Linked DNA regions of Mus musculus: all the other regions are linked to region 1. A link is a loop called in an ENCODE intact Hi-C map of the cell type or tissue named here. Cell type or tissue: heart. All regions are shown on one strand. Links, peaks and the distances in the headings refer to the core of each region. The heading gives the core; the rest is flanking DNA. Region 1 holds the start of Ngdn (neuroguidin, EIF4E binding protein). Region 2 overlaps Rnf212b (ring finger protein 212B). Region 3 overlaps Pabpn1 (poly(A) binding protein, nuclear 1). Region 4 holds the start of Acin1 (apoptotic chromatin condensation inducer 1). Region 5 overlaps Homez (homeodomain leucine zipper-encoding gene). Region 6 overlaps Cmtm5 (CKLF-like MARVEL transmembrane domain containing 5).

Region 1 (4,988 bases), core at 484-4,483:
TAACTCTTAGGACATACACCACATAACAAACCTACAGTAAAAACCAAACCAAACCAGCAAGCACATCATATGAGGAGGTCCTCCCTCTTCAAGTACCCCCCCCTTAAGATTTACAGTTATTTATGTGTATGTACATTCACACGGCACATGTGTATGGGATGCCCGAGCTAGAATTGTGGGTCATGTAGACACGAGTGCTGGGATCCAAGTGGTTACGTCACCTGGACGGGTGACGTAACCACGGAGCTGGCCCTCCAGCCTGTGCAGGAGCCCTTACCTTCTCTGTAGAATACGTTCCAGCTCGAACTTTTGTCGTCAGTGCTTGGATTTGTGCAGTGACAGCCATCACCTGAAATTAGCCAAGTTAAACCCGAATAGCTCACCCGACCACAAGTAATGTCTATGAACAGTGAAGGATAAATACTAGATAATGCCGCCTAAAAAATGATCTGAAACGCTGTTGCTGAACACCACTGAACTGAGCGTTTCCAACAGTTCTCCAAGAGGCAGAGAAAACATCGTCATGGTGCTGTCTAAAGATGAGGGAGGGGGTCATTAAGAAACCAAGTGAAGGGGGTGAGGAGCCCGACAGTGGCGATGAGGGCTGTGACTTTTGTTGTTTGTGGGGTTGTTTTTGTTTTTTGAGATAGGGTTTGTCTATGAAGCCCAGGTTGTTCTGGAACTCACTATACACTCCAAGCTGACCTTGAACTCACAGAGATCCACCTGCCTCTGCCTCCTAAGTGCTGGGTTTAAAGGTGTGCACCATAAACAGGCCAAGGAGTGTAATTTTATCTGTACCACTAGAACTTACTATGTAAATGCATATTAAGTGGCACTTATAGCCACTATTTTGACAGATTGTCAACATCTGTTTTCTTAGTTATTATTTAAATAAAGGAGTTTGGGTATAACTTAAAAAAAGTTTTCTGGGGGGTGGCTGCAATCGGAATGTAAAGTGACTAAATAAAATAAATAAATAAGTAAGTGAATGGGGGAAAAACAGCTTTCTGTATTTCTTTGGGAGCTGAATGAATTATTTTGAACTTTCATGAAGCGCATATAAGGCTTTTATTTTACACCTAAGATAATTTTGTAGTATTCGAATCATCAAAGTGTGTGGATGAGACTTATGAAGTCAAAGTTAATCCCTGACTGATTTATTCTAAAAGACATACATACTCACCTGCTCCTGGAGGTTTTTCAAAAGTGTTATCGAACTTGACACGTCTGACTCCAGCACCTCCTACAGATAGGAGGGGACAGTTAAAGGTGATCAATTTCTTACTTTAGGCGATGATGATTGCAGAACGTACTGCCTATCAAACTCCCTCCTTTCCTTCAAAACAGTCGCGACTTTTGGGTCGTTTTCCCCCCGCACAGGGGCAGGCAGCCTCGGCACACAGCCAGTCTCCTCCCACCACACCCCCCCCAATTTACTGGAAAAGACCGGAGATTTCATCGCCAAACTTTACGGCTGCCTTTGCCCCAGCCACATTGTACATGTGACGCTAGCTCTGCTCGGAACATTGTCCCACCTTAAGGCCGGGTCACCGCCCGCCATGGTCACGAGACTCTCCCTACAAAGCTCATTCTGAAGAGTAATTTGGGGTTAGCCTCCTGTCCGGAACCAGCCAACCTGCAGCGTCTGACCCTCCCTCTCATCTGACATACGATACCGCTGTGTCAGAGTGAGCGCATCCCTGAGACAACTCTCATCACTCTCATCATCCATGGTGCCAACGGTTTGCCTCGATCCGTGGAGGCGAAAGGAAACTTTCACAGATTCCTTCCTTTCCGGGAAGAAGCAAGGAGACAGAACTCACCGGAGCCGCCATCTTCGCAAAGCCCACCCTTTCCGGGCCCGAACTTCCTAGGAGCTAGCGTGAGTTCATAGTTTTGATAGACAATCACAGTTTGCAAATTTCAGCCAATGGAAGTAAGAGATCTTTCATTTCCGCTAATCGGAGAGGCGGGACCTCACCTAGCCAATGAAATAAAGAAACTCCCTGAATGTGTCAAACGCAGAGGCGTTCTTAAGGCGTAAAGGTGGGCGGGGACAGAAGCATGTGATTCGTGATTTACAGAGAATGATGGATGCTAATTCCAATAAATATTGTGCAGATTATTGATTGACAGCTAGTGCAACCAGTAGAAAAAAGAAATTAGTTATGCAGCCCGAGAGCTCATTGGCTCCCAGATGCCGCAGAGACAGTCTTTCCACGGCGTTTTCCGTGTAGTGCCAAAACAGACCGCAGGGTGGCGGCTTCCGTCCGTTCTCTGATGCGGCAGGGTTGCTGGGCCGCCATTGGCCCCAGGACTTCCAAGTGCGCCTTTCCTGGTTCTGTGACTGTCCTTGAACAACAGTGGAGCCCTTTTCATCCGTAATTTGGATGGTTGGGATGGAGGAGCGGGAACCCAAGGTTCAGAAACCGTCGGCCGCATCACCGGCCAACCCTCCCCGTGCACGCCTAGGACTCTGCGCAAAGGCCGCATTGCGCCCTGCATTCCTCTCGAGGGAAAAATCGACAGGCGAGGAACCGGCTCAACCTGCGTGCCTTTCTCACTGCTCCACTCGTCCACCGCAGAACGTGGTTAAAACCCTGGCTGTGCATATTTCCTTTGTCCCCGTCATCTTTTCTCAGTATCTTCCAACACGCCCACTCCCTCGCCTCTCACGGGCTGGAGGATTAGGTGGGAGTTATAACTCCCACTCTCCGTCTGCATTACACAATACAGCGCTAGAAAGGTCCTCCTGGCTCGGAGTTTCCTCGCGCAACAGAAGAGCAGACCTGAGCCGGGAAATCCAAAGTGTAGCTTTGGCCTTTAATCCCAGATCTCTTTAGTCAAGAGACAAGCAGAGCTCCATGAGTTTCAAGCCAGTCTGGTCTACATTGTGAGATCCCATCTCAATAAACAAAATGAAAACGGGGCTGGAGCGATGGCTCAGTCAGTGGCCAAGAGCACATATTATTCTTGCAGATGACCAACGTTCCATTCCCAGCACCCAGACAAGACAGCTCACAACTACCTTTAACTCCAGCCCCAGGGGAATTTTAGTTCCTTCTGACTTCCCTATATACAGACATAGGCATACATAAAAGTGATTGTTTTTTTGTTTTTTGTTTTTTGTTTTTTTTTTTTAAGCAAAAAAGAGTAATCCTTTTTCTATCTTGAATTCTGGGTGAAACATTCTAGTTTCTACCTATTTGGGAACTACATAAAATGGGACAGAGGGTTTGCCTGTGATATTTATTTGCTGTTTAAGGTTCATTGGGAGGCGCAGAGCACTGTAAGAACCTACAAGAGTTTTGGTATTTTTCTGTCTTTTAAAAAAAAAAGTTTATTTATTATATGTGTGCGGCACGCTTGTGAAGATCAAATGGGAGTTGGATCTCCTTCCACTATGTGAGTCCTGGAAATAGAACTCAGTTGGTCAGCCTAGTGGGCAAGCGCCTTGACCTGGAGCCATCTTGTCAGCACTTTTCATGTATTTATTAGGATTTTCTTGTGAAACTTCTGTTTTAACACTATTTTTTGGAACTTGAAGTTTGTCATATGTGTTATAGACAAACGATTACAATATCTGAGAAAATAAATAATACTTCCTTTTAAAGAAAAGATTTATTTATTTTATGTATTGAGTACGCTGTCACTGCCTTCAGACACACCAGAAGAGGGCATCAGGTCCCATTACAGATGGTTGTGAGCCACCACGTGGTTGCTGGGAATTGAACTCAGGGCATCTGGAAGAGCAGTCAGTGCTCTTAACTGCTGGTACTGCCTTATTTTTTTTTTATCATTAAAATACCAATAACCTTGGCGAGATGGCTCAGCTGTTAAGAGCACTGGTTGCTCTTCCAGAGGTCCTCAGTTCAGTTCCCAGCACCCATGGCAGCTCACAACTGTCTGTAACTCCAGTTCCAGGGGATCTGACACCCTCATACAAATCCATAGTAGATAAAGTTAAAAAAAAATGAAGAAGGGGAAAAAATTAAAAATACCAATCACCTTGTATGTTACAAGAAATATGAGAGCTAACAATGCAATAAATCTTTCTAAAGTTATTTCAGATTCAGCCAGCAATCAAGAACACAAGAGCATTAAATTTGTCTGTTTTGTCTTTTGTTGTTTTCAACAGCTCCAGATGCTGCTGAGCACTCAGCACATTTACAAGTATACACTGAGCAAAGATAAAACTTTTTTAGGAATACAAATTTAATTGCAGTTTTAATTATTAACATTTAGCATTTTTGAAAGTTTCATGAGTACATATTTACATGATTTCACCCCCTATTCTCCCTCCTCCAACTGCTCCTGTGGCCTCTCTCTATCTCAACATCATGATTTCTTCTTGTTTCACACACACACACACACACACACACACACACACACACACACACACACATGCAGGCAGGTAGATAAGTAGATTTGTCTAAATAAATGCAATGTGCTGAGTCTATTCAGTGTTGCTTATGTGTTTAGGGATATATATTGTGCTGGTTCGTTTTTTTGTCGATGTGACACATAGGGTTACCTGGAAAGAGGGAACCTCAATTGAGAAAATGCCTTCATAAGATCGGCCTGTACACAAGTCTGAATAATGATAGATGTGGCATTTACCAAGTGGTCCTGGCTTATATAAGAAAATGAGATGAACAAGCCATGGATGGAGCCGGTCAGCATCAGTCCTCCATATTTTCTGTTCTAGTTCCTGCTGTCAGGTTCCTGTCCTAATTTCCCTCAGTGATGCAGTGTGATCTTAGAGTGGTAAGATGAAATAAACTATTTCTTCCCCGAGTTGCTGTTGGTCAGGCTGTGCATCACAGCAACAGGAAGCAAACTAGAGCTTATGTGTTTAGGGATGGGCACTCGGGTTGCATAACCAATCGGGGCACATCCCTGGAAAAATTGGATTCTCCCTTTCTTAGCAGCAAATGGCAATAGTGTTGTCATTGTGCTGGCCTTGTTTAGACAACCGTATTGTT
Region 2 (4,988 bases), core at 520-4,519, 170 kb after region 1:
GGGCTGGTAAGATGGCTCAATGGGTAAAGCACTTGGTACCAACTCTGATGATTGGAGTCAAATCCCCAGAACCCACATGGTAGAAGGAGAGAACCAGTTCTCAAAAGTTGTCCTTTGGGGGCTGGTGAGATGGCTCAGTGGGTAAGAGCACCCGACTGTTCTTCCGAAGGTCCAGAGTTCAAATCCCAGCAACCACATGGTGGCTCACAGCCATCTGTAACAAGATCTGACTCCCTCTTCTGGAGTGTCTGAAGACAGCCACAGTGTACTTACATATAATAAATAAGTAAATCTTTAAAAAAAAAAAAGTTGTCCTTTGACTTCTACACGGACACTGTGGCTCATTTGTACCCACATACATATACACACTAAATAAATTAGTAAACGTAATTAAAACATTTTCCTTGGGGGCAGGTGTTGAGACAGAGTCTTTCTATGTATCTTTGGTTATCCTGGAATTCTATGTAGATCAGGCTGGCCTGGAACTCAGAAATCAACCTGCCTCTGCCTCAAAGTGCTGGGATTAAAGGTGTGTGCTAGCATACCCAGCTAATAATCATGTTTTAAAGTGAGGCGGGTAGTAATTGAGGAAGATATCCAAAGTTAACCTCTGGACTACATAAAAGACAAAAATCCACTTTACTGGTGATCAAGTCATGGCTTTATGTCACCTATGCATTCTACCAGCTGGGCCACGTGCCCTCTCCCTGGCAAAGAGTCTTAAAAGTAGCAAGAGAGAAGTCACTCATCACAAATAATACTCAGCAAGATTAGCGTTGACTTTCTCATCAGACACACCAGGGACTAGAGAACACTCCAAGTTCCCAAAGATTATCAACCAGAAGGAAACTTATATCCAATAATACGATCTTTCAAAACTGAAGGAGGAATTAAAATATTCCTATATAAACAAAAATTTAGACAGTGAACTTATCACTCTCAAACTTGCCTTATAAGAAATACTAAATGGAGTCTTTCAGGCTGAAATGAAAGGACACTAATTAGTAACTCAAATGCAGAAAAGGTAATTATATAGGTAAATACAACAAAAGACAGTTTAAGTGCATTTTTCTTGGTAGCTTCTCCCCATCAGATTTAAAAGACAATTGTATAATGCAGTAACTTAAAATTTGTGTTGCTGAGTATATAATTTAACAAAACTATGACATTTTGGTAAGTATTGATGTTAAATGTGGTACTAACTTAAACCAGGTTTTTATAAATTATGTTAGCTGTAATCTCAAAACAGTTTTGAATATGGTAAAGGACATAATGAGATCTAAAGTGCTACACTAGAAAACAATCAACTTAACACAAAGGAAGGCAGTAATAAAGGAATTAACAACAAAATGATGACATTTATAAAAGAAATAGCAAAATGGCAGTTTTTTCTTATTAGCAATTAGAGCAATTATAAATGTGTTAAAGTTTCCAATTAAAAAGCAGAAAATCAGAGCTAATGCTACGTAAGCTGGAGACCCAGATCCAACCCCTAGAAACCACCTAAGGGAGGAAGAGAACCAGCTCCACAAAGTTGTCTTCTTACGTCCACATAGATGCCATGGTTTGGTATGCAGTCATGTGTACACATACTAAGTTAGAAGAAAAATTTACATAAAATCAAAACAAGCTGGGAATAGAGCACAGTGGTAGACATTTGCTGAGTATGCATTTGATCTCCAGCACTGATTGAAAAGAAGAAAAAAATGAAGGAAAGCAGAAAGCAAGCAAGGAAAGAGAGAAGGGAGGAAGGAAAGAAGAAAAAGACTGTGAATTTATCTCAGTGGGAGTATGCTTGAGTCCCCAGATTCAATCCCCAGCCCATTATACACAGGGCCTTCCATGAAGAAAGCAAACAAGAAAACCCTAGTGGCTGCACTAGTAACAGACAAAACAAGACTTTAAAAACATTGTTACTACAAACAAAGCCCATGTTTTACCTTTAATGCAGAGTAAGAAAACAAGCAAACACCTTTCAGGTTATAAGCTGCTACTTTATGTGCTAGTGAGATGGCTGAGTAGTAAAGCACTTGCTCAAACCGAATGGCCTGAGTTTGATCCCTGGAACCCACACAAACGTGGACGGAGAGAAGTGACTCCACAGTTTTTCCTGACCTTCACATGTGTGTCATGGTGCAGGAAAGCAGAAATAAATCACATCGTACAGAAGACATTCAGTTTGTTAGCTTTCCTTTTAGACTTAATTTCTACTGCCATCTTGTGGCAATTTTGAAAATTCAAACTGCTTAAGTTATTCTGATCAGAGGTTTTTGGGTTTTTTTGTTTTTGTTTTTGTTTTTTTTTAAGTAGAGGTAGAGAAAGATAGAGACAGAGAGAGGTAGAGAGGTAGAAGGATGGGGGAGGGGGAGGGGGAGGGGGAGTGGGGGAGGGAGAGGGAGAGAGGGAGAGGGAGACTGAGAGACTGTTGTGCTATGGTACACATGTGAAGACCAGAAAACTTTTTAGTTGTTTCTCTCCTTCCATCTTTTTAAAAATTATTTATTTATTTTTATTTTATGGGCATTGGTCTTTTTGCCTGCATGTATGTCTGTGTGAAGATGTTGGTTGCCCTGGAACAGGAGTTACAGACAGTTGTGAGCTGCCATGTGGGTGCTGGGAATTGAATCTGGATCCTCTGGAAGAACAGCCAGTGCTCTTAACCACTGAGCCATCTCTCCATCTTTCTGTTTGTTGGGGGAACCAGACTTGGATTAGAAGGCTGTTACCCACTGAGCCATGCCTTTGATCAGGTTTTCAATGGCTATCGTCAACTTTTTATTTTCTCCCTCCCTGTTTCAGAAAAAACAAAAAACAAAAAACATTACTTGAAAAACTGTAATCCATGGTTGACTACCTGGAATCATTTTCTTTTCAGGAAAAAATTAAAACAGCATTATATTATGCATAGGACACTAGAAATTTCTGGTATCTGGCAGAACATACAGACTTCAGATACTTCCCCTACCCTCTCTCACCAGTGTAAGAGTCTCCAGGAGTGCTCCTTACGTGCAGACCTCTGCTTCCCTGACAGAAAAATAATGACCATTAATGACTCTACCCTGGTTTTCTATATTCCCAGCTCCCCATTGTTTCTCAGTAACAATTCATTCACACATGTATTATTCTCTCACATTGTGTGAATTGGTCTTAAGAGGGACCTATGCTCTTTTACTTCAAAAATGCCTGTGGCAGATACTGTGCATTCAATTCTTGAACACTTACACTACAGTCACCACTGTTAATTCTGTGTCATTTTCTAATATTGAGTATCCAAAATAGGCTCCATATGGCATGAAAAGATGTGCCAAAACCAATATAAATGTAAGATTATTGAATTACAGCCTTGCTTTTAGTAAGCATTAGAAACCTTAATATAGAAAAATAATATGATCATTACTTACCTGTTCCACGTGACCCATGCCAGCCACTGTGTAAGGGATGGACTCCATAGAAGAAGAGCGACTACATAAAATGAGACAAAACAAGAATGCAAACAAAACAAAAACAAACACAAAAATGGGTGTTACATTGACTTGGCAGTAATTCTCTTCAGTTCCACTTCGAGCCACCTCATTCATCTTCCAACTTTGTTAACAGTTACAATGTTCAATAATAGGCTTTCTACTCACCTGACTACTTGGCTGCTATGGTGGGAACTGGGTCGTGGAGCAACTGAAAGAGCACAAAGTGTAGGGAAAATTGCCGTTAGTATATACTCTGCCTCATCTGGCTAATTTGCTTTGAGCGGTTATCTGGCTATATCATGTAAAGTTAGCAAAATCATGTTATAGTCTCTGAGGAAAAAAACAACTTCCATATGAGGAAAAGATATTTACTCGTCTCACACAGATATCTGGAAAGAATTAGTTTTTGTTTTTCACCTGACTGTGATGGGGAAGTAATACCCACGGGTCGAGGTGTGGTTAACCTACAAGAAAACAAAAAGAAGGCAGCTTTGATCGCATGGATCAGAATTAGAGGTCACACTAGAGAGTCAATCAGTCATTGATTATAAAAACAGTAGCTTTGAAGCTGGAGAAAAGGCTGAGTGGTTAGAGCAGGGACCCCAGTTCATTTCTGAGCATCTATGTCTAGAAAAGAAAGAAAGAATGGAACAGCAGCTTCTCCTCTAAGCATAGAGTACTTCCTCCACTGCAGTAAAGCCATTGCCACAGCATTCAGAAGTCAAGGGACCTTGTGAGGCCCCTTTACTCTCCATTTCCCCAGTGGAACCTTCCTCTACTTTCTCATAGACTAATTCTGGAGTCTTTTCTTTCTTCCTTCTTACACTAGCATCTTACCAAATTTCTCAACTTTACATCTACTCATTCATTCATTCATTCATTCATTCATCCATCCATTCATCCATTCATCCAGCCAGCTAGCTAGCCATTCAACAAACATATCTATGTTCTATACCTTAAGACTAAAACAATTAGCTATGAGTGATTCACAGGCTACTAAGAGAGAAGGTAAGACTCAGGCCTGGATAGATACCATCCAGTGGTAGAGTGCTTCCTTAGTAAGCCTTGAGATTTGACTTGCCAGGACCACAAAGGAAAAACCAAGCAAATCCAAGCACAACAATGGTTGTGTATTATAATGCATATATAAAAATAAAAAAATTGAAATACTGATAGTAACCTCTGTAACTTCAGGAGTGCTATGTCTTTTTAATACATTCACCATTAAAAATATTTAGTAGTTGGTAGGGCACAGACTGTCTGTCTGCTGTTGTGCACAGTCACAGTACTTAGTAGTATTGCTGAATGAATATTTATTGAATGAACAAATTCCAACTCCATTTGATAAAGTCATTATGGAGAAAGTAATATATGTTGGATTCTTGAAGGATTAGTAGAAATGTATAAGACAATAATCAAGGGTGGGCATTACAATCAATATTTCACTTCAGAGCTGAGCATGGTGGCACATGTAATTCTAGTTACTTAGGACGCTGAGTCAAGATCACTAGTTCAAAACCAAAC
Region 3 (4,988 bases), core at 673-4,672, 110 kb after region 1:
TATTACAATCATAACATCCTTAACAGAACCCACAGTTGGGAAATGCTCAGTAGATACTTGTTTGAGAAGTGCTTTTCAATAAGCCTAGAGAAGGAAAAGGGCACGGGAACTTCACCAGTTGATGTATCTTTTTTTTTTTTCTTTTGATGTAGCTCCAGCTATCCCAGAACTTACTATGTAGACCAGCCTAGCCTTAAACTCACAGAGAACCATCTGTCTTTGCCTTCTGAGTGCTGGGATTAAAGCTATATATCAGCATGCCTAGCAGATATGGTGAATTTTCTTAGTGTTTATGGTGAGACTGTGATTGATGGAAGATAAGCCAAAACAACCCAGTACTTGTTAAGGCAGAACTTCTCGAACCTGATTGGTATTAGAAAAACACATACCCGGCCATGGTAGTGCACACCTTTCGTCCCAGCACTTAGGAAGCAGAGGCAGGTAGATCTCGGTGAGTTTGAGGCCAGCCTGGTCTACTTAGTGAGTCCCAGGACAGTCACAGCTACATTGTGAAATCCTGTCTGTCTCAAAAACAAAACAGATCTCCAAATCAAGCCGGGGGCGCTAGTGCACAGCTTTAGTCACAACACTAAAGAGGCAGAGGCAGGCAGATCTCCTTGAGTTGGAAGCCAGCCTGGTCTACAGAGTGAGTTCCAGGACAGCCAGGGCTACATGGAGAAACCCTGTCTCAAAAGCAAACAAAAACATAACATAACAAACAAACAAAAACAAGACAAGAAATTATCCCCCCCCCAGAACCCCTTTTTTCTTTATGTGCCCTCCCTCCACAACAGAACGCCGGTCACACACGTCCTCCTGCTCTTCAGCTCACCACGATGATGAACAGGAATAAACTACCGAGACTGGGGTTGTCTAAGAATGACAATTGTCTTTCCACGCTCCTGCCTCTAAAGCACAGGGAAGGAAATGGAAACCGAGGTTGAGGGGAAGGGGATATCACTGTTTTAACTGTCTTGTCCAGGACAAGAGCCACCCACAACATGAACCGGCATTTAGGCACATACTCAATGGCAGGCACACTAAGAGTGCTCGGGGAGCTTGCAGTTTAGTGGGAGACAGGAATAAAACTGTTTAAAAGAGGACTTTACTGTTCTGACCAAAGCTCCAAGGCCGTGGTACCTGGTTACACTTTGAATGAAGTTCATGGCTCCAGGCTGGACTCCAACTCAAGTAGATCTGCCTGCCTCTGCCTCTTTAGTGTTGTGACTAAAGCTGTGCACTAGCCCCCCTGGCTTGAATTGGAGATCTGTTTTGTTTTTGAGACAGGATTTCACTTACATCATTTCCCCCTTCCATTTCCTCTTTCCAGCCTCTCTCATATAGCCCCCAGCTCTCAAATGCTGGCTTTTGTTGTTGTCTTTGTTTTTTTTCGAGACAGGGTTTCTCTTTGTAGCCCTGGCTGCCTGGAACTCACTCTGTAGACCAGGCTGGCCTTGAACTCAGAAATCCAAATCCGCCTGCCTCTGCCTCCCAAGTGCTGGGATTAAAGGTGTGCGCCACCATTGCCCGGCAATGTTGGCTTTCTTAATGTTAGATACACACACGTTTAAATACGTTAAGTACAACCTTCTCAGACTTTTGTTTTATTGTTGTTGTTGTTTTTTTAAGATTTATTTTATGTGAGAACACTATAGTTGGTTTTTAGGCATACCAGAAGAGGGTATCAGATCCCATTACAGATGGTTGTGAGCCACCATGTGGTTGCTGGGAATTGAACTCAGAACCTTTGGAAGAGCAGTCGGTGCTCTTAACCACTGAGCCATCTCTCCAGCCCAACCTTCTTGGTCTTAAGTGTTACTTGTATGCATATGATTTTAGGTCTGACCACTTCGTATTGGATAACCAATTAGGGTGCTGATCCCAGGGAAACCCATTTCTCCCACTCTCGGCATTCCTTAGTTGCCTGTAGTTCTTTATCTAGGCCTGGGTCCCCATGAAATTCACCGCTTCCATGTTAGTGTGTCTATTGGTGTCATACTTGTTCATATCTTATTCAGATAGCCATTTGGTTGAGGTAGTATCATACATGGGTGAAGTTTCCATACCATTTCTAGGAGACACAGTCTCACAACTGATTTCCTGATCCATCTGGTCCTTACTGTCTTTCTGCCCCATCTGTGTGATATTCCCTGAGCTTTGTAGGAACTGTGTTGTGTAGATAGATCCACTGGGTTTGGGCATCCCACAAACACGTTTTCTGCGTTTTGATCGGTTGTGATTTTCTGTAACGGTCTCTTGTTAAAAAGAACACTTTGTCACCCTAACTGGTATAATTTCATTTACACTATATATGTATTATGGCTTTTTCATCATCATTTTGACCTCTCCTCAGTTACACCATGTTCATGATTTTGACAGAGATGTTAGGCTAGCCATAAGCCTTACTAAGGCTCTAGCGAATACTTGCTGAGGCCAGAGAATCAGTGTAAATCATACATGAAAACACTACAAGTTCAACTGGAATGCCTATCAGATGCATGATACAAATGTGGCAGACAGTATGGCTAGGGTATGGTAAGGGAAAGGCCTTACTTAGTTCTGGGTTTGTGCTTATTGGTGGTACCACACATCTTTTTAGCAACAAGGACAAATGAGTTGCCCAGTTAGTAAAAGAATGGAGAAAATAACAAACATGATAGAGTAGAATGGAGTGGACATAAAAGAATTAAGACCACAGAGGGGTCAAAAAAACCACTCATCTGCCAGGTATGGTGGTGCACATCTGAAATCCCAGCACTTGGAAGGCAGAGGTCGGAGAATCTGAGTTCCAAACCAGCCTGGGCTTGACACAGTTCAACTATCTCAAAATCAAACATCCAAAAGAGTTCACAAAGACTAATTTGTTCTGGGAGTGGTGGTACATACCTTAAAACGTGGCAATCAGAGGTTAAAGTAGGCAGATCTCATGAGTTCTAAGTCAGTTTGGTCTCCACATGGATCAGGTCCTGGCCTTCCAAGACTACAAGTGAGACCTGTCTCAAAACAACTTCTAGGGATCTTTCAGAACTAACCAATTAGTGCCCCCTAGTGGATACGCGAGACCAGAGCAGTATTCATTTGTAACAATTTCAGTGTTTCACAATCACTGTTGGGTTCTTCTGTTTTTGAGAGTCTCACTATGTAGCTCTGGCTGTCCTGGAACTATGTAGTCCAGGCTGCCCTGGAATTTAAAGAGATCTACCAGCCTCTGCCTCCCAAGTGCTGGGCTTAAAGGCAAGCATCACATCTCACTTTCTCATTTTTGACGACCAAACCAGATAGCCAGTGGGTAAACACCCATGCTATGGAACATGACAAGGATTTGATCCCCAGAACTTCACAAAGTAGTCCTCTTGACATGTCTCCTGTCCTCTTAACAAAACAGAAAGAAAAACAAGTCCTCATACTGTCTAGTTCAGATCTATAAGCAATTAGTTCTCTTGCCGTGAGGTTAGTCCTATGTCAATCACCACACTCAAGCTCCTATTATTCTAATACTGAATTGTAGACTGCTTCCTGTTAACCAGCCTCTGCAGAAGTATCCAGAGATCATATATTTTAGCTTTATCTCAAGAAAGGGACTTAAACAAGAGGTAGTACAATGGTTAAATGCAAAAATACACTGGTTAACACTCTTGTTAACACAAGAAACATGAGAGGCAGCCGGGCGTGGTGACACACACCTTTAAGCCAAAAAAGGAAGAAGGAAGGAAGGAAGGAAGGAAGGAAGGAAGGAAGGAAGGAAGGAAGGAAGGAAGGAAGGAAGGAAGGAAAGGAAGAAAGGAAGAAAGAAAGGAAGAAAGGAAGAAAGAAAAAGAAAGAAAGAAAGAAAGAAAGAAAGAAAGAAAGAAAGAAAGAAAGAAAGAAAGAAAGAAAGAAAGGAAAGAAAAAACAAAAGAGGCTTTAGAGCCTCATGGAACAGCTTGGTTCTCAAGGGGATGAGACCAAGTCATCAGCAGAACTAGCAATGGCAGGATGGATATCCTGAGGCTGGAGTACATCCTGGGTTAGAGTAATGGTTCAGTGGTTAAGAGCAGTGACTGCTCTTCCAGAATACCCAGATCTGGTTTCCAGCCCTTACCAGCTCCACAAATTCTTACATCTCTTTTTGGCCTCCACAGGATGGGCAAATACAGTATGGTACACACAGGCACAACTCACTAATAAAATCAATAGTCTCTTCTTGACAACACAAGTCTTACGTTAGGTAATATAGTACCCAAGATTTTAGTCAGAACTTACAATATAAAACTGTAACCCCCCTCCCGGCCTGCAATTTAGACAAGCAATTCCACCTTCAATTTCCACCTCTGGAGTGCTAAGATTAAAGGTGACAGTAAGCCTGCTCACAGGGGGGTCATAAGTTGTCCTTGTTTTGCATGAGTCCATCTTGAGACATCAGGGTTAATAAGACCCAAATTTAGAAATTAGTCCATTTGCACTCACCTGAGCAGTTTTCAGTTGTCTCGCTATATAGCCCTGCCCGCCCTGTAACTATGTAGACCAGGATGGCCTCAAACTCAAGAGATCCGCCTGCCTGTATCCCAGCACTGCTACAACGGCCACTCTTGAGGGCCGTTTTTTTTCTGCTCAAGATCAATCAATCATCCTCAACTGAATACATTATAGTTAGCTCTACCTTCTACCTTAATGTACAAATGTAACCCTCTCTCAAACACCAATCCTCCCCCCATACTAAAAAACATCCAAAGGGCCAATTTTTTCATAAAACAACTTTATTCATGACACATTATTTAAAAAAAAAAATCCCATCCCCTGGAAATGAGTTAAAAAAAAACAAAAAAACAAAAGCCACCCCCACCACCCTGTTCCCACTTCCTCCCATTCCCTCCAAATAAAAGGGAAAAAAAAGGTAAAGAAAAAAACAAAACAAAACAAAACCACCTGAAAAACAAAAACACCCCCAAACTCCCCAAAACAAAGTAGTGCATTTCCCCAAGGGTAAGGGGAATTTACACTGGAGCCGC
Region 4 (4,988 bases), core at 373-4,372, 330 kb after region 1:
CTTCTGTGATGCTAGCGATTCACTTTCTACTCTCCAGAACCCGTGCATCAAGTGACCTGAAACCACCTGTAGCTTCAGCTCCTGATCTGAACTTTGAACTCTGTGAGACAGGCACATACCCATAGACAGACACACATATACACAAAATAATAAAAACAAGCCAGATGGTGGGGAAGCCCTTAATCCCAGCACTTGGGAGGCACTCACAAGCAATCTCTAGTTCATAGCCAGCCTGGTCTACAGAATGAGTTCTAACACAGCTAGGGCTACACAGAGAAACCCTGTCTTGAAAAGAACCAAACACATAATAAGGAAAGGCAAGCAGCTGAGGCAACCTGGGTAGTAAAGAAAGAAATGATCAAAACCCACACAGAAAACACATCTTGCTTGCTCTCTCTCTAAAATTAAAGTGTGCAGCTTTTTAAACTTTGGTACAAGCAACTGGCCCTAACAGTTTGTTCCACAGTTACACAAGTGTGTGTGTGTTGGAGAGACATGATGCAAGAACCCTCTGTGCAATGCGTACACAGTCTCTGAAATCTGTTTTAAAAAATTTATGTTCTATGACCCCCTTATTAAATTCTGTACCACACCAGTAAACTTTAGAGCAGGCTAAGTCTTGTCTCAAATAAGGTAGCAGAAAATCAGAAGCCACACTAACTTTTTTCAGGTTCTGAAAAAAAAAATGCCTTTGCTTTCTTGACTTGGCCTAAAAAGTGTGCTATTGATGCACATCTCTGAACAGTTTTCCTTAATGGTTTATACCTGCAAGTGCCACTGACTTTGCATTATGTGTGCAAATGTAAGCCAACTTATTCCAAAATGTTTCCGTCCTACAGTTTGTTTCTCCAACAACGAAAACCTTCACCTCTCTATGACCGTAATTACTACTGCTGTTCCTACCTCTTCAAGTTGGAAGATTTGTATCGACAAAGAATAGAATCCCTAAACGTAAGTTCTAAGTCCCGGTTCAGGGTGACTGCCAGTTTCAAAGTGGCTCTACAGGGAGAAGTTTCTCCTAAAACTTCTCTTTTTCAGAGAAAGGTAATTTTTAACCCAGGGTCTTGCTACATGGCTTCCATGGTTATTGTCATTAATAAACTCAAAAGACCTGATTTTTCTTTTTCCCACGTAGGAAGCCGCAGGTCTCTCATTCCTTAGCCCCACAGGACAAAGTATTTCTTACACAGAATGGCCGGGATATAGAAGATGGAAGCAGGAGGGGTCCCCAAAAACCTGCAGACACCAAGTCTCATCTGGCCTAGGAGAGACTTCTTTTCCTCTTACCTTCCTTTTCCCCTTGGAAGACGCCCAGAGATCACAAGAGTCCTTCAGCTCCTGCTCCAACTCTCCGAGCCTCTTCCATGTTTCCTGAAAACCCGAAGCAGAGCCAGCCCCCAGTAACCCACGCACTTCCGGTCCGGAACCAGCCCCAAATACCCAAGTGCCCCAGCGCCCCGGCCCCCAGGTCCGGAGATAGCCGAATATCTCCGATTATGGGTATGCCAGATTCGAGGGCTTCCGAAGAGATTCGATTCAAAGCCCCGGCAAGCCGAAAACAAACGAGCCTGAAAGCCAGATGGGAGGGGCCAGCCGCTAGGTAGATGGAAAAAGCCGATTGGTACCGATGTGGGGACGGAAACGACCGAACAGCTCCGGAGAAACCCGGGGAATTCTGAGCGGTAATAGAGGGGTAGACTATGGCAGTGGGCGGGGCCAATCCGGTCCGTTCGAAGGGCGTTGGCGGAAATTACCGAAGATGCCCGAAGCCGTCGGGACGGACCCGAGTACCTCACGCAAGATGGCGGAGCTGGAGGAGGTGACTCTGGACGGGAAGCCTCTTCAGGCTCTGCGGGTGACCGACCTGAAGGCCGCACTGGAGCAGCGAGGCCTAGCCAAGAGCGGGCAGAAGAGTGCCCTGGTCAAGCGGCTCAAAGGGGTGAGAAGTCAGCGTTGCCGAGGTGTCGGAGGGGAGCGGACCCGGTAGAGACGAGTCTCCGCCGCGGCGCAGGCGCAGTGTCCGGGCTCGGCGCGAGCTCTCTCAGGCCGCCAGCGCGAGCCTGCAGATCCACGCGCACGGTGGTTGGTGTGGCTGGCGCTGGGATAGAGATAACGCCGGTTCCCGCCTTAACGGCAGCGGCGCGAGCCCAAAATGGGAGGGTGCGCGCTACTCTCCCGGAGTGTCTTAAGCTCCTTCCTTCTTCCCCCACCCCCTCCTTGTTTGTGTCTGTGTTGTCGGCGCATGCGCTGCAGAAGGAGTTAAATCCCTCTACAACCACCGGTGTGGCTGGCCTTAAGGGGGCGAGCAGGGCTGGGTCCGAGTTAGGGATACAGTTGGGCGGATGGGGTTGCTGTCTATGTCTGCAATAGGACATTTGTGATAGGGTAAAAAATGTCCGCTCGACTAGATTAAGTGAAAGGAAACCTTGATAGAAAGACTTGGTCAGAGACGGCTGTCTAATTTATAGGGAATCGAGCAGCAGTCTGGATAAGTATTTGGTGGCTATTGGTACGAGAGGTGAGACAGATTACTTTAGGCTGGGGATTTTGTGTCGGTTTGAGTAGTGAGGGTGAGCTTGTCGGGAGGTACACATACTGTGTATCGCTTTGGTGTAAATGGAGGGAAAGAAGGTGAGCTGAACTAGTGTTATTAGAGTTCATTAGCATACGTGACTCGTAATACTGATGGGGACTCTGGGTCAGTTCAGGGTTTGAGTTGACAGACCGTTGCTTATCCCGAAGCTGACAGTTTGTGGGTGGGTGTGGATTAGGTCAGACCACTGGTTACAAGGTCTGTGGTTAGTTTCCCTGTGAAATTTTTAATACATTTTATTTGTCCGGGTGTTACACTGCTGGAAGTTGTGCAAGTTCAGTTAAGTAGTTGTAGTTCTGAAAAACTAATCAAATAATAGTCAAATCCAAATTAGCCTCTTGTTGGTTTTATGTGATTTGAAACTTGTTCTGAGTACTTGGAATTTTTTTTTTGCCTGTATTACCGGATTTAGAAGTGGCTCCTAGTCAAAATTGCAGACAATAATAGAGATTCTAGTTCCGATTCTGTCATTTTTGCTGATTTTTGTGACATAGCCAGGTCACTGATTCTTTGTGTGCCTGTGTTTTACATTTGGGAGCAGTAACCATGGCTACCTTTAAGAGACTTATGAAGATGAATGAGAACAGTATTAATAAAGGGCTTTTAGTCTCGGTGAAAGGAATATAGTATAAATGTATATTTAAGTAATTGAATGAGAAGGCTGTGGGAGAGGTAGAGACCTGGATTGCGTTTTTGTTCCCCCTCCCGGTTTCTGATTTTTGCTCTTCTTTATACCAGGCTCTAATGCTAGAAAATTTACAAAAACACTCAACACCCCATGCTGCATTCCAGCCAAATTCACAGGTAAGAGAAAAGGTTTGTTTAGATAGAATGGGCTATTTGGAGACTATAGTAAGTAAATGGGAAGACATGGTGTTGTTTTCCTTGTCATCAGAAGCAGTATTTTCTTAAACTATTTTTATTGCAAGTGATCTCACACTAGACAGTTGATGTCTTTTTTTTTTTTTTAAGGTTTATTTTTATTTTATGTGTATGGGTGATTTGCCTCCCAAAGGGTCCCCACAGAGGCCAGAAGAGGATGTCAAATCCTCTGGAACTGGAGTTACAGACAGCCGTGAGCCACCATATGGGTGCAGAATTGAACCTGGGTCCTCTATAAAAGCAGCCAGGCCTCTTAACCATTGAGCCATCTCTCCAGCCCTCAGACAGTTGAATTCTAATCAACCTCAATTTTGTATAAAGACATGGAGTTTAAAAAAAGAAAAAGAATTTAAAAAATACAGTTTTATTTGAAAGAATTTGATACCTTATTAGTAACCCCCTAGTTCTAGGACTAACTGCTTAACAATCTGTAGTTTCTCTTAAACATCTTTAATACTTTGATTACTTAGGACAAGATACTTAACACTTGGAGTCCTTTGTTTCTTTACCTGTAATAGGAAGAGTAGTCTGACTTAGGTCATTGTTTTATAACTACTCTGCCGGTTTGTCTTAGGAAAAAAACTTTCTTCTAAGAGTTTGTGCATAAATGTTTTTGTTGTTGTTGTTATTGTTGTAAAGTTGAATCAGAGTATCTCTGTGTAGCCAGAATGGCTGAGCACTCAAGCTATTCTATCTTCAGACTCAGGGCAGTCCCCTGCCCAGCTTCCCTAGTGCTGGTGTAATGGGCTTGTGCTCCATCCCCCAGATTTCTACAAATGTTTTATTTTGAAGACATTATCGTATAGTTAAAAACAAAATACAAGTTTCTACACTATATCATCTTGTAGGGCGTTTTTCAGCTTTTAAACCCTTCATTTAGTGTGTCACACACTTAAAGGAAAATGCATTGGTGTGGGCCCAGGACACTGGAAAAGGTGCTTCCTGTTCCCTAATACCTCATTCAAATCTAGGCCCATCATCTAGTCAGCTCTGGGAGGTTACACAGCGTTAAAAGGCTACCTAACGGCCCGGAGAGATAGCTCAGTAGTCAAGAGTGCTTGTTGCTCAATGACTCAAACCAGAGCTCAAGATCTCAGCACTATATCAGATGGCTCACACACACCTGTAGCTCCAGTTCCATGGGATCTAATGTCTCCTCGGTTCCTGAGAACATGACTGAGCACACAAACACAAGCATGCACTCACAGATACATGTACATACACACATAAATGAAGCTGAGAAGATGACTCGGTAGTGCCCTTTATAGAGGACCCAGGTTTGGGTCCCAGCACCTACATGGTGGCTCACAGACATCCATAACTCCAATTCCAAGGTATCCTATATCCTCCTCTATCCTCCTCTGCTATAGGCACACACATCCATGCAGTTAAAACATTCAGGCGTGTAAAATAATCTTTAAAAACCAATTAAGAAAAAACCTAAGATAGTTCCGTCATAGTTGTATTTTGGATCGCACTTTAGACTGTGCAGTTTTACTTGTATCAACAAAGG
Region 5 (4,988 bases), core at 387-4,386, 150 kb after region 1:
CTTTAGTGTATTGTTTAACTCCTCTTTTTAGTATTAATTGCACACTGAGAACTTTTAAAACTATGAATGCCGGGGCCTAGCAAACACAGAAGTGGATGCTCACAGTCAGCTATTGGATGGGTCACAGGGTCCCCAATGGAGGAGCTAGAGAAAGTACCCAAGGAGCTAAAGGGATCTGCAACCCTATAGGTGGAACAACATCATGAACTAACCAGTATCCCGGAGCACTTGACTCTAGCTGCATATGTATCAAAAGATGGCCTAGTCTGCCATCACAGGAAAGAGAGGCCCATTGGACTTGCAAACTTTATATGCCCCAGTACAGGGGAATGCCAGGGCCAAAAAGTGGGGGTGGGTGGGTGGGAGAGTATGGGGGACTTTTGGGATAGCATTGGAAATGTAAATGAGGAAAATACCTAATTAAAAAAAAGAAAAAGAAATAATTAAAAAAACTATGAATGCCTATGTCCCAGTCCATTAATCAGAAGAGCATGGGACGGAGGTGGCCTTTTAAGTTTCTCAGGTAATTCTAGTATGCCACTCTAGGAGAGAGCTACTCACTTTGATTATGTTATTTCCAGTTAGGCTTTCTTTAAAGTGAAGTGAGATTGGACCTTTGGAAGCTATCTGAGTTGGAACATACGTCACTCTTCCACAGTCGCCTTGCCCTCTCCTAACTGGGCAGGGTTTTAATACATATTCTTGAATTAGTTCTCCAAAACATTTAATTTTTGTGTTTATACAGTTTTGCTCACGCTGGCCTCAAATTTGCGATCCTCCTGCCTCAGCATGCTGAGATGTCTTAGCTTCCACATTTTCATAGATTTGCATGATGTTTTAATTATGTTATTATAGATACCCAGATATGACCCAGAAATGGGCAACTGTGTGGGGGCATAAACAGTTGGAGAAGCACACTGTTTCAAGCAAGCCAGTGTGTTGTACTAGATACTAGCTAACCTTGAGTATCCAGGACACTGGATATTGATCATGTATGTAATCTAGTGGGTCACTTGAACCATTTAGCATCTTTCCCATCCCATCTGGTACCACAAATACCCTGTCCCTTCTAGGCAGCCGTTATTCTTGTCTCCCACTCTTTCCATTCATTTTCATTAAGTTGCTTGTTCACTTTTAAGTCAGCTATCGCACTGCCTTCATTAAGTCAGGAAGACTTATAAAACAGAGATCTGAAGGTGACCTCTTGGCATTGGTGTGTGCAAGTGTGACATTGGGCATACATTTTTAAGTTACACATTTTGGAAAGTCTGACTCATAAAAAAAAAAGATTGATTTGTGTGTGTCTGTGTTTGTGTTTACTACGTACAATAAAGCCCATGAAAACCAGAGGGCTTTGGATCCCCTGAAACTGGAGTTACAGGTGGCTATAAGTCACCTAATATGGGTGCTTGGAACTGAGCCCGTGCTGAGCCACCTCTCCAGCCCAAAGCTCTATGATTTTTATCTGATTCTCAAAGAAGTTGATGATGTAAAAAGTTTAGAAGCACCTAAGTTAAACATCACAAAAGTCCTTAAGGCCTTTAACACTCACTAGACTCGCCAGACAGACCTGAGGCAGTATTTCAGATCTTTGAATAAAGACTTAGGAATTGAGCAGGATCATATCCAGTTTTCTGCTTTATCTTCTGTTTTAGTACAAGCCTATGTTCAACTGAACGTTCCAAAGTCCTTTTTTTTCCTACCATAGAATGGACAACATCTAAATTTCAAGTCTAGGCTGCTTGGCCTTTCTGTCTGTCTGAGGATGTTAGAAATCAAAGGGAGAGAAAAGTGTCACAAGTGTATTTTTTTTTAAAGATTTATTTATTTATTATATGTAAGTACACTGTAGCTGTCTTCAGACACACCAGAAGAGGGAATCAGATCTTGTTACAGATGGTTGTGAGCCACCATGTGGTTGCTGGGATTTGAACTAAGGACCTTTGGAAGAGCAGTCGGGTGCTCTTACCCACTGAGCCATCTCACCAGCCCCCACAAGTGTATTTTTTAAGTTAACGACTATGCAGAATAATATATCTGGCATCTGGAATAAGGATGCAGTTGTGATTATTCATAATAGGCTTTACCACTACCATCTCTGCCCAGGTAGAAACACTCCAGTTTTGATTCTTTCTCTATCCAGTCCAAAATGGAGACACAGAAACTGTTAAGAACACTGGTCTATCCTCCTTGTCACTCTTGTTTTTGAGACAGTCTCTTTCCATTGTGCCATTGTGGCTGGCCCCTACTCGTCATTCTTATGAGCCATCCTGGTTGTAGTGTGCTCCTGATTGAAAGACAGATTCTTCCAGAGAATCACCAGCTACAAGGAGAAGTCTTGATTCTAGCTGGGTGTAGTGGCACACACCTTCAGTCTCAGCACTTGGGAGACATTATGCCGCATGTCTATAGCCCTTTTTTTCTTTTTTCCATTTTATTTTACATTTATGGATGTTTTGTTGCACTTATGTCTGTTCGGTACATGCATGCAATGCTCACAGAGGCCAGAAGAGGGCATCAGGTGTCCTGGACCTGGAGTCACAGATGGTTGTGAGCCACCTTGTAGATGTTAGAACTGAACCTGTGTCCTCTGAAGAGCAGCCAGGCACTCTTAAGCACTGAGTATTCTCTCCAACACTTAATATATTTTTTTCAAAGCAGCAAAATCCATTCTGAAATTGTTTCAAAACCTCCAAATACAGCATATAAAATCATGGGGCTGGAGCTGTATGTAGCTTATTGTTAAAATGCTTGGCCACCGACTCCTGCCCAGTTTAGACTTCCCAGGTAAGGGTACCCTTTTCTTTGATAAGAAACTAAGCCTTAGGTGAAATAACTTGGCTAAGGACAAATAGCATTCTAGAAAGCAGGGAGGCTGCAGTTAACCTCAAGTCTGCTATAGACCAAACCTTTATCTCCCAAAGCTGCTGTTTCTGACTGTATAATGCCTAGCACACTACAGATGCCCGATGACAACATGCGGCTTTTCTGTAAGCACAGCCTTCTTTACAGAGGAAGAAAATGGAGCGAAGAGTCATTAGGGTTTCAGTGACTTACCCAGAGCTAGATGCTAAGTGGCAGGAGCTTGGAATTCATAAGCTGCCTCCTCACCGGTAAAATGCCCTTCAAGTACAATCCTTTTAGGATCTGCATGGCTTCTGGCCTGCTAGGTTTGATTGTCAGAAGCTGTGGCAAGCTAACACCAGGACGAATGATCAGTGTTGTAATCCTCAAGCCTCTAGGGGGCCGGCTCAGCGGTTAGGAGCACTTGCTGCTCTTGCAGAGGACCTGGGTTCGATTCCCTCACCCACATGGCGGCTCCCAACCAACTGCAAGTCCACTTCCAGGAGTTCTGATGCCCTCTTCTGATCTTTGAGGGCACCAAGCACACACATGGTGGATATGTACATGCAGATCAAAGTTACAAAATAAAATCTCAAAATACTTTTATAGAGTAAAATAAAGCCCCTAAGCCCCCACCTTTTGGAGCACTTGCCTAGGCTAGAGAAGGTCTCCAAAGAAGTGACCACAGTATACACTGTCTTTGTGGACTCGAAATCTGTCAGTTAGTAGCATTTAAGTAGGAGTCTTATCCTATCCTGGACAGACAAGAAGTAATATAAACACCAGTGGGATTTCTCCGAGAATATAATGTGACGTGATAAAGTATTTCTAATACCTAAGGAGGGAGCTGAATTACAGTGTTACAGAATGGGGTGGAGATGGCTCAGTGGTTAAGAGCACCCACTGCTCTTCCAAAGATACCAAGTTCAATTCCCAGCAACCACATGGTTCACAACCATCTGTAATGGGATCTGATGCCCTCTTCTGGTGTGTCTAAAGGAAGCAACAGTGTACTCATATAAATAAAATAAAATGAATTTAAAAAATACTAAAAAAAGAAGTTACAGAATATTCAGAGAACAGATTTTTGCCAGGCATTGAGGAATGAATAGGTCCCCTTCCCACAACCCTGGGAGCTGTTTAGTGAGCCTGTCCAGCTGGTTTTGAGGAGAAAGCTGGACTGAAGAGATAAGAACAGGAGCCCTTTTGCCCTTTGTGGAGTAGGCTATTAATGGGGAAGGGGTCATCTCTGGGCTCTGTAGGCTGAGCTGTGAGAGGTGACAAAGACCCAGGGAGGGGACTAACCTTTACTAAGCCCTCTCCACAAGATCTAGCACAAGGGGAATAAGGTTCTTTTATACCAAGGTTTCCTCCTGGGATGGGAAAGTCCCTCTAGAGTTTAGGGCTTTAATGTCCTATGAACAGTTTCCTGTTCCCAGTACCCGGCACCACAAAAACGGGGTGGGCATTTTTTAGGGCTGGGCAGAGTACCCCACCCTGTTTTGTTGTTACTTGCTCTTTGTGTGTTTTGAGACAGTTTTAGGTAGTTCGGGCTGTCCTTGAACTCCTGGTCCTACTGACTGTCTCCCAAGTGCTGGGATCATGGGTTTGTACTCCTGTGCCTGGCTTGATCGGCTGTTTACCTGTCTCCATGTTCTGGAAGTAATCCGAGATTATTAAGCATTAAAGAGTGGTCAATCTGAGATTTCAGCATGAGGTTTTGTGGTTAAGTACAGTCTGAGTACTGTTCCATGAACTTGAAGGTGAGAGTTGACTGATAGTTGTCAGAAGCAAAACTGAAGTTGGAACAGTAAAGGCTGTGGGAGGATAACTTTTTCCTCAGCCTCTAAAGACAGATTTTTGTCATGTGGCTTAGGGTCATTTTTATCCAAGCTTCTATGTATGGACCTTGTGTTTAATACAAAGAATACAGGAATTACAGCAGGTTCTGATGACTTGACAAGATTGTGAAAATTTTGAAATGATTTAGGCATTTTAGGAGCAATACAACATGATTCAAATAGAAATTGTTTGGTTTCAGCAGTTTGGCAAAGATTAAATGGTGACGGGATGGCTTCTTTTCTTACAGCTGTCTCTGAAGGGTACAAACCAGAGCACGACATGAGTCCTAATAAAGATGCCAG
Region 6 (4,988 bases), core at 542-4,541, 76 kb after region 1:
GGAGGTGGAGGCAAGAGGCAGGCTCAGCTAGAAGGCAAGTTTAAAGCCAGCCTGGGTAGCGTGAGAGCTCACCTCAAAGACAAGAAAACAACAACCCCTCAATGAGTCCAAAGAACAGAGGCACTGAAAGCGAGCCAAGTCAGATCCAGGGGGATGGAAGTTTGCTGACGAGCTGGAAGCCAACCTTCCCCAGCTCGTCCTCTTAGCTGGCAGAAATTAAAGTTGCCCCGGGCCATGTGTTCTCTCCAAGATGATCTTTCCACTGGTACCCAAAGAGTCTCTGCACTGCTGGGGATGGATGCACAGGAAACTGCTGTGGGACACCCAGGAAACAGCTGAGACCACACTCGACCCAGCTCCTTAGATGGAGCCCACAGGGTACATCTTCCCACCCCAACATCTGCCCTAGCTCTGTGAGTCTGGCCTCACCATGAGGACATTCCAGGACTCAGGGACCAGATGATGCCAAGCCCAAAGCAATATGGGGTATGGACCAAATGGGGACAGTCTTCATTTTGTATCCTTCACATGGACATACATAGGTGCATGGACAGACCCACAGCTAGGCACAAGTCCAACTCTCTCTTTCCTCTCTCTCTCTCTGTGTGTGTGTGTGTGTGTGTGTGTGTATGTGTGTGTCTGTATGTGTGTCTGTGTGTGTGTCTATGTCTCTCTGTGTCTGTCTCTCTGTCTATCTGTCTATCTGTGTGCCTCTCTGTGTGTTTCTGTGTGTGTCTCTCTATGTCTGTCTATCTGTCTGTGTCTTTCTCTCTGTCTCTCTGCCTCTCTGTGTGTCTTTCTCAATGTCTGTCTCTGTCTGTCTCTCTATGTCTCTGTGTATGTCTCTCTCTATCTCTGTATCTTTCTCTATGTCTGTCTCTCTCTGTTTCTGTCTCTCTGTCTCTGTGTGTCTTTCTCTATATCTGTCTCTCTCTCTCTCTGTGTCTTTCTCTATGTCTGTCTCTGTCTGTCTCTGTCTCTATCTGTCTGTCTCTCTCTGTCTCTCTCTCTCTCTGTCTCTCTCCCCTTGGAGGACTAGACACACAGGTGCTCAGGGATGGAGCTGAGATCTCTGGCTGGAAAGCAAACCTTGCCGTCCTCTGGGCATTTGGACAAGGTTTTCCAGACCCTTTTCTACCCTTTAAAACCTACAATCTTCTCCCCACTTCCCCAGCCCAGCCTTTCCATCTCTCCTCTGAGACTCTGCCCACCCTACCTCCATCCTCCTGACCAAGGGCAGTCAATCATCTAGACTCAAGCATAGACTATGCAGGAAGCCGGAGAACCATGAACAGAATCCAGAGAAACCCAAAGTCCAGTAGGCTCCTTCCCTGGAATGACTGCCAGGCCCGATGGTGTAACAGAACACAACGATAGGAAGAGAGGAAACAGAAGGCAGGAAAATCAACTAAGAGAAGTATAGTCATCACAGGAAAGCATGTCACATTCCCCCAAGTTCAAGATCTGGGGGACAGTCAGAGCTCGCAGCCAGAGCCCGCGACAGAAAGGCTCATTGGAAGGAGGAAAGGCATTTCAGAAGAGTAAAGCATTAAAGAGAGGGGGCAAGAAGTCAGCTGGAACGGAGCCACACAGATGAACCATGGTGGGTCCCTCCAGCCAGGTGGGGAGGTAGACTATCAGGGACCAGGCCCTTTCTGTCTCAAACTCCTTTCCAAGTCGATTTGCCCTTTCAGGCCCAACCGTCACCTCTAAATCTCCGGTCCTGAGCATAGGCTCTGCAGACAGGAAACACTCAGCAAACGTGTTCTGAGAATGTGGCAAGCTAGGAAGGGGGCACACTGGCAAAGGGATGGGCCCCTTGTTTTCAGAGCTTCAAAAGGACTCAAAAAAGGATCAAGACAGTACTGTTCCAAGGTCAAGATGTTCTGGAGCCAGCTTTGCCTCCAGGAGGCCACTTCCCCCACAGTTAAGCCCCAGGTTTCTTTCCCGTAGAATGAGGGCACGTGACCAGCTCACACCTAAGGACTTTTCTTTCAGGTGCTGGTATTTTAGGAATTTCTCCTAAGACCTTTGGCACTCCTCTCCACTATGGTCTGCTGCCCAGCCCTCCCCATACCACAAGGGGGAGCTCTACACAAACCCCAGAAAAGGGCTGTAGCCGGTGTCTAACAGGTGTGTTAGACTGTTGCTTGGTAGATCAGGAAGGCCTAGACATCTCACTCCCGAACAGCCTGGCATATAGCATTTTGGTAATCTCACATTCCTCTGATGTGTCGGGCTGAGGTGCAAAAGTTTCAGTTTCCTCTATCTAAGCCGCCCCACCTCACCCCACAGAGGGATCTTGGCTCTCTAAAGCACGCTCCCATGAATAACTCTTTGGCTTCCTAGTCTGTATAAGGAAGAAGACCCACCACTAGGATTTGATTTTTTTTTTTTTAATTTGGGAGTAACTTGGAGGCCCAGCAACAACCTGCCCCAGCCTCCAGAACTTCACCAGTTCCCACAGGTGCCTGGGACTTCTCAAGCGCACATCTCTGAAAACGTGGAATATAGATGGTGGGTACTTGGGGTTCGGTGAATTCAAAGATGACAAAGATGGGCTCCACGGTTCCTTGTGTCTGGTCGTGGGAGCCAGGTAACCCTGGAATCACTGCTGGTCCCCTGTGGAGAGGCAGCAAGGCAGGGAAACCATGTATGCCTGTGGTATCTGGGACAAGAGGTAGGGACATCTCCTCTCTCAGGGCACAGACAACTCACCCTCAGTGGTACTGGGCATCAGCTCAGTTCGGTAGATCTTGAATGCATCATAGGCAAAGACGGAGACCAGGATGATGCCAAAAACCTATGGAGAGGGATGGGGGTGGGGCAGCAGAGGCCATCAGACTAGGAGAGGGAGAATGGGGACCAGAAGTGACAGAATGATGTATGAGCGGGCATACGATTTGTTTTAGGCACCAGAAATGTGCCAATGCCAGCCTCAAGTCCTGGGTGCTGGAGAGTGCTGTAGGAATGAACTCACAAAAGCAGCAATGGCAGCTCCCTCCCTCGAGGTCACAGCAGCAAAGGAGACCACCAGGAAGATGACGATGGCGCTGAGACACCGGAGGAAGTCCTGGGGAGCCAGAGGCAGGGGGAAGATGGTTCGGAGGATGCTGGAAGGGATCATTACCTGGAGATCTTCCAAACTAGTCAGCTTTCCCTATCTGGCCCTCAGAGACTGAATTCCTGCCTATTTTCCTGTCTGCTCCTCGGAGACTGAATTCCTGCCCAAGGATGCCTCCGGACATGTCAAATATTTCCAAGGAAGTGAGCTCAGAACCTTACCCAGAGAGGATGGAAGCAGATAAATCTAGATCAACCAGGAGGCAGAGGGGAGACCAGGAAACAGACCACATGGAGCGGGACTGAGCTAGGCCTTTTATGTGTGGGAGGACAGGTCTAAGGTCTGTACATACTCCTTGACAATCCCCCTTGACAAGGGCACACTCATGGGTGTCAAAAATTCACGTCTGAGCACAGGACACAACGCGAGTCAAAGCACAGCTCAGTTGTAGAAATGAAGGGGAGTCACAGGGCTATAGGAAAATTGGGCAAACAAGGAGAAGGAAGAGACCAGGATGGGGGTGGGAGAGGCAACGTTCCTCACCAGACAAGGCCAGTTGAGCCTATCGAAGCGCTGGTAGTACTGCGTGGCGCAGAGGAAGAGGAAGGCCAGTGTGATGAGGAACTCTAGCAACGCTGCAGCCATGTAGGCAGAGATGGAGGCCGTGAAGCAAATGAAGATGATGAAGGTCAGGGCCTGCAGGACCAAGTACGGGGAGCTTTCTGAGGAGACACATGCGTAGGCCAGGCCATGGTTTGCCTGTGGTTAGGGGGCTCCTCTTCTCAGCTGGTACTTCTACCCCAGCCTCACTGAGAAGGAAGAGTTCTCAGTGAAGACACAGAAGTGACTCATCCCTAGTGTCAGGGACCATCAAGGGCATCTCCATCCTCCCACTCCTGCTATCCCAGGAATCTCAGCAACTCCATCAGTTTGGTATCCGCAGAGCCCCAGGGAAGTCCCCGGGGGACACAGAACACAAGGTACACACCAGCCCACAGTACCTCTGCCCTACAAAGCTTTCCCTATTCCTGATGGCTAAAAGTCAGATGCCAAGAGCAGATTCCATGCTGAGAGAGGCTTAGAAGGCAGGATCTTGCTAACTTATAGACCGGCAGATAGGAACGACAGCCTGGGTGAGCACTGTGATCTTGCTCAGTAACCAGGGCAAGCCTGAGACTAGATGGCAATGGGCCACTACTGACAGATAAAGTGTGGCTGCCGGAGATCTGCCCTCTTGGATACTTAAACTTAGACATGTCAAGAAGTAGCCTTCCGGCCCATTGGACACGCAAACTTTATATGCCCCAGTACAGGGGAACGCCAGGGCCATAAAAGGGGAGTGGGTGGGTAGGGGAGAGGGGGTGGGTGGCTATGGGGGACTTTTGGTATAGCATTGCAAATGTAAATGAGCGAAATACCTAATAAAAAATGGAAAAAAAAAAAAAAAAAAAAAAAAAAAAAAAAAAAGAAGTAGCCTTCCTAGAAGCTGGAGGGAAACAGACTGGCCTTCTTCCTGTGCTTCCTCTTCCTCTTCCCACCCTCACCCCAGCTCACTCCCTCAGTATCCTCGAAAGCTATCTTTCCATCTAACTTCCGTCTTGCGGTGAATGATGCATGCTAAGACTGCCTCCAGATAGAGAAGCGGCCGGAAAGCTGGGAGTTGCAGGAGGTAAAGCCTGTGAGTGGAACGACAGAAAACCTGAGAAGGGGGGTGGAAAATGGTGAGCACAGGAGGCCAGCCCAGAGTCATGCCAGGGGGCTGGGATGGGAGAGGTGGGGGCACGAGGTTGGGGAAGGCAGCTGTTACCAGCTCAGTTTCCAGCAGGATGCCTTTGAGGGAAGACAGGAAGGTCTTGTCCACTCCGAAGCCCTGGAGCCCTGCAGCTGCTCCTTCCTCTGGGGGCCGTTCCCGGCGATCCCAAGC

What was found. Peaks named below come from ENCODE experiments on the same cell type or tissue, not always from the same donor. Only the 100,000 strongest peaks of a DNase experiment are listed, where the experiment ranks them.
Region 2: a loop joins it to region 1, with 10 times the contacts of the local background. A loop is called at or near these places in 25 of 42 quality-filtered maps.
Region 3: it touches region 1 in a loop (5-fold over the local background); 33 of 42 quality-filtered maps call a loop at or near these places.
Region 4: it touches region 1 in a loop (3-fold over the local background); 2 of 42 quality-filtered maps call a loop at or near these places.
Region 5: a loop joins it to region 1, with 4 times the contacts of the local background. A loop is called at or near these places in 2 of 42 quality-filtered maps.
Region 6: a loop joins it to region 1, with 5 times the contacts of the local background. A loop is called at or near these places in 10 of 42 quality-filtered maps.

The regions. Positions count from the first base shown.
Region 1 is chr14:55,012,427-55,017,414 of GRCm38, reverse strand. It overlaps Ngdn (neuroguidin, EIF4E binding protein), which reads right to left and starts at 1,961. Exons shown (of 11, transcript NM_026890.2): 1 at 1,827-1,961; 2 at 1,187-1,246; 3 at 278-349. The coding sequence starts at 1,838. In heart, for the core only: a CTCF peak has its summit at 2,257; a DNase peak (open chromatin) is centred at 2,064; H3K4me3 peaks cover 2,145 bases; H3K27ac peaks cover 2,342 bases.
Region 2 is chr14:54,840,823-54,845,810 of GRCm38, reverse strand. It overlaps Rnf212b (ring finger protein 212B), which reads right to left. Exons shown (of 15, transcript NM_001370899.1): 8 at 3,882-3,928; 9 at 3,630-3,672; 10 at 3,402-3,462; 11 at 2,976-3,024. Among named protein-coding and RNA genes, the nearest start is that of Homez, 21 kb to the left of the region's middle. In heart, for the core only: a CTCF peak has its summit at 2,211 (motif pointing left); no DNase peak of the experiment used is centred there; H3K27me3 peaks cover 261 bases.
Region 3 is chr14:54,898,655-54,903,642 of GRCm38, reverse strand. Pabpn1 (poly(A) binding protein, nuclear 1) reads right to left here. Exons shown (of 7, transcript NM_019402.2): 7 at 4,716-4,988. Among named protein-coding and RNA genes, the nearest start is that of Pabpn1, 7.0 kb to the right of the region's middle. In heart, for the core only: a CTCF peak has its summit at 3,060 (motif pointing left); a DNase peak (open chromatin) is centred at 3,132.
Region 4 is chr14:54,683,420-54,688,407 of GRCm38, reverse strand. Acin1 (apoptotic chromatin condensation inducer 1) reads left to right here and starts at 1,477. Exons shown (of 19, transcript NM_023190.3): 1 at 1,477-1,939; 2 at 3,332-3,397. The coding sequence starts at 1,628. It overlaps 1700123O20Rik (RIKEN cDNA 1700123O20 gene), which reads right to left and starts at 2,237. Exons shown (of 2, transcript NM_021437.2): 1 at 1,288-2,237. In heart, for the core only: a CTCF peak has its summit at 2,295; DNase peaks (open chromatin) are centred at 1,617 and 2,197; H3K4me3 peaks cover 3,063 bases; H3K27ac peaks cover 2,435 bases.
Region 5 is chr14:54,858,227-54,863,214 of GRCm38, reverse strand. Homez (homeodomain leucine zipper-encoding gene) reads left to right here. Exons shown (of 2, transcript NM_001177705.1): 2 at 4,934-4,988. The coding sequence starts at 4,966. Among named protein-coding and RNA genes, the nearest start is that of Homez, 3.4 kb to the left of the region's middle. In heart, for the core only: a CTCF peak has its summit at 2,502 (motif pointing right); no DNase peak of the experiment used is centred there.
Region 6 is chr14:54,936,667-54,941,654 of GRCm38, reverse strand. It overlaps Cmtm5 (CKLF-like MARVEL transmembrane domain containing 5), which reads right to left. Exons shown (of 5, transcript NM_026066.2): 1 at 4,872-4,988; 2 at 3,608-3,760; 3 at 2,981-3,073; 4 at 2,719-2,803; 5 at 2,378-2,622. The coding sequence ends at 2,609. Among named protein-coding and RNA genes, the nearest start is that of Cmtm5, 2.7 kb to the right of the region's middle. In heart, for the core only: a CTCF peak has its summit at 2,077 (motif pointing right); DNase peaks (open chromatin) are centred at 1,280, 1,410, 2,094 and 2,864; H3K27ac peaks cover 310 bases.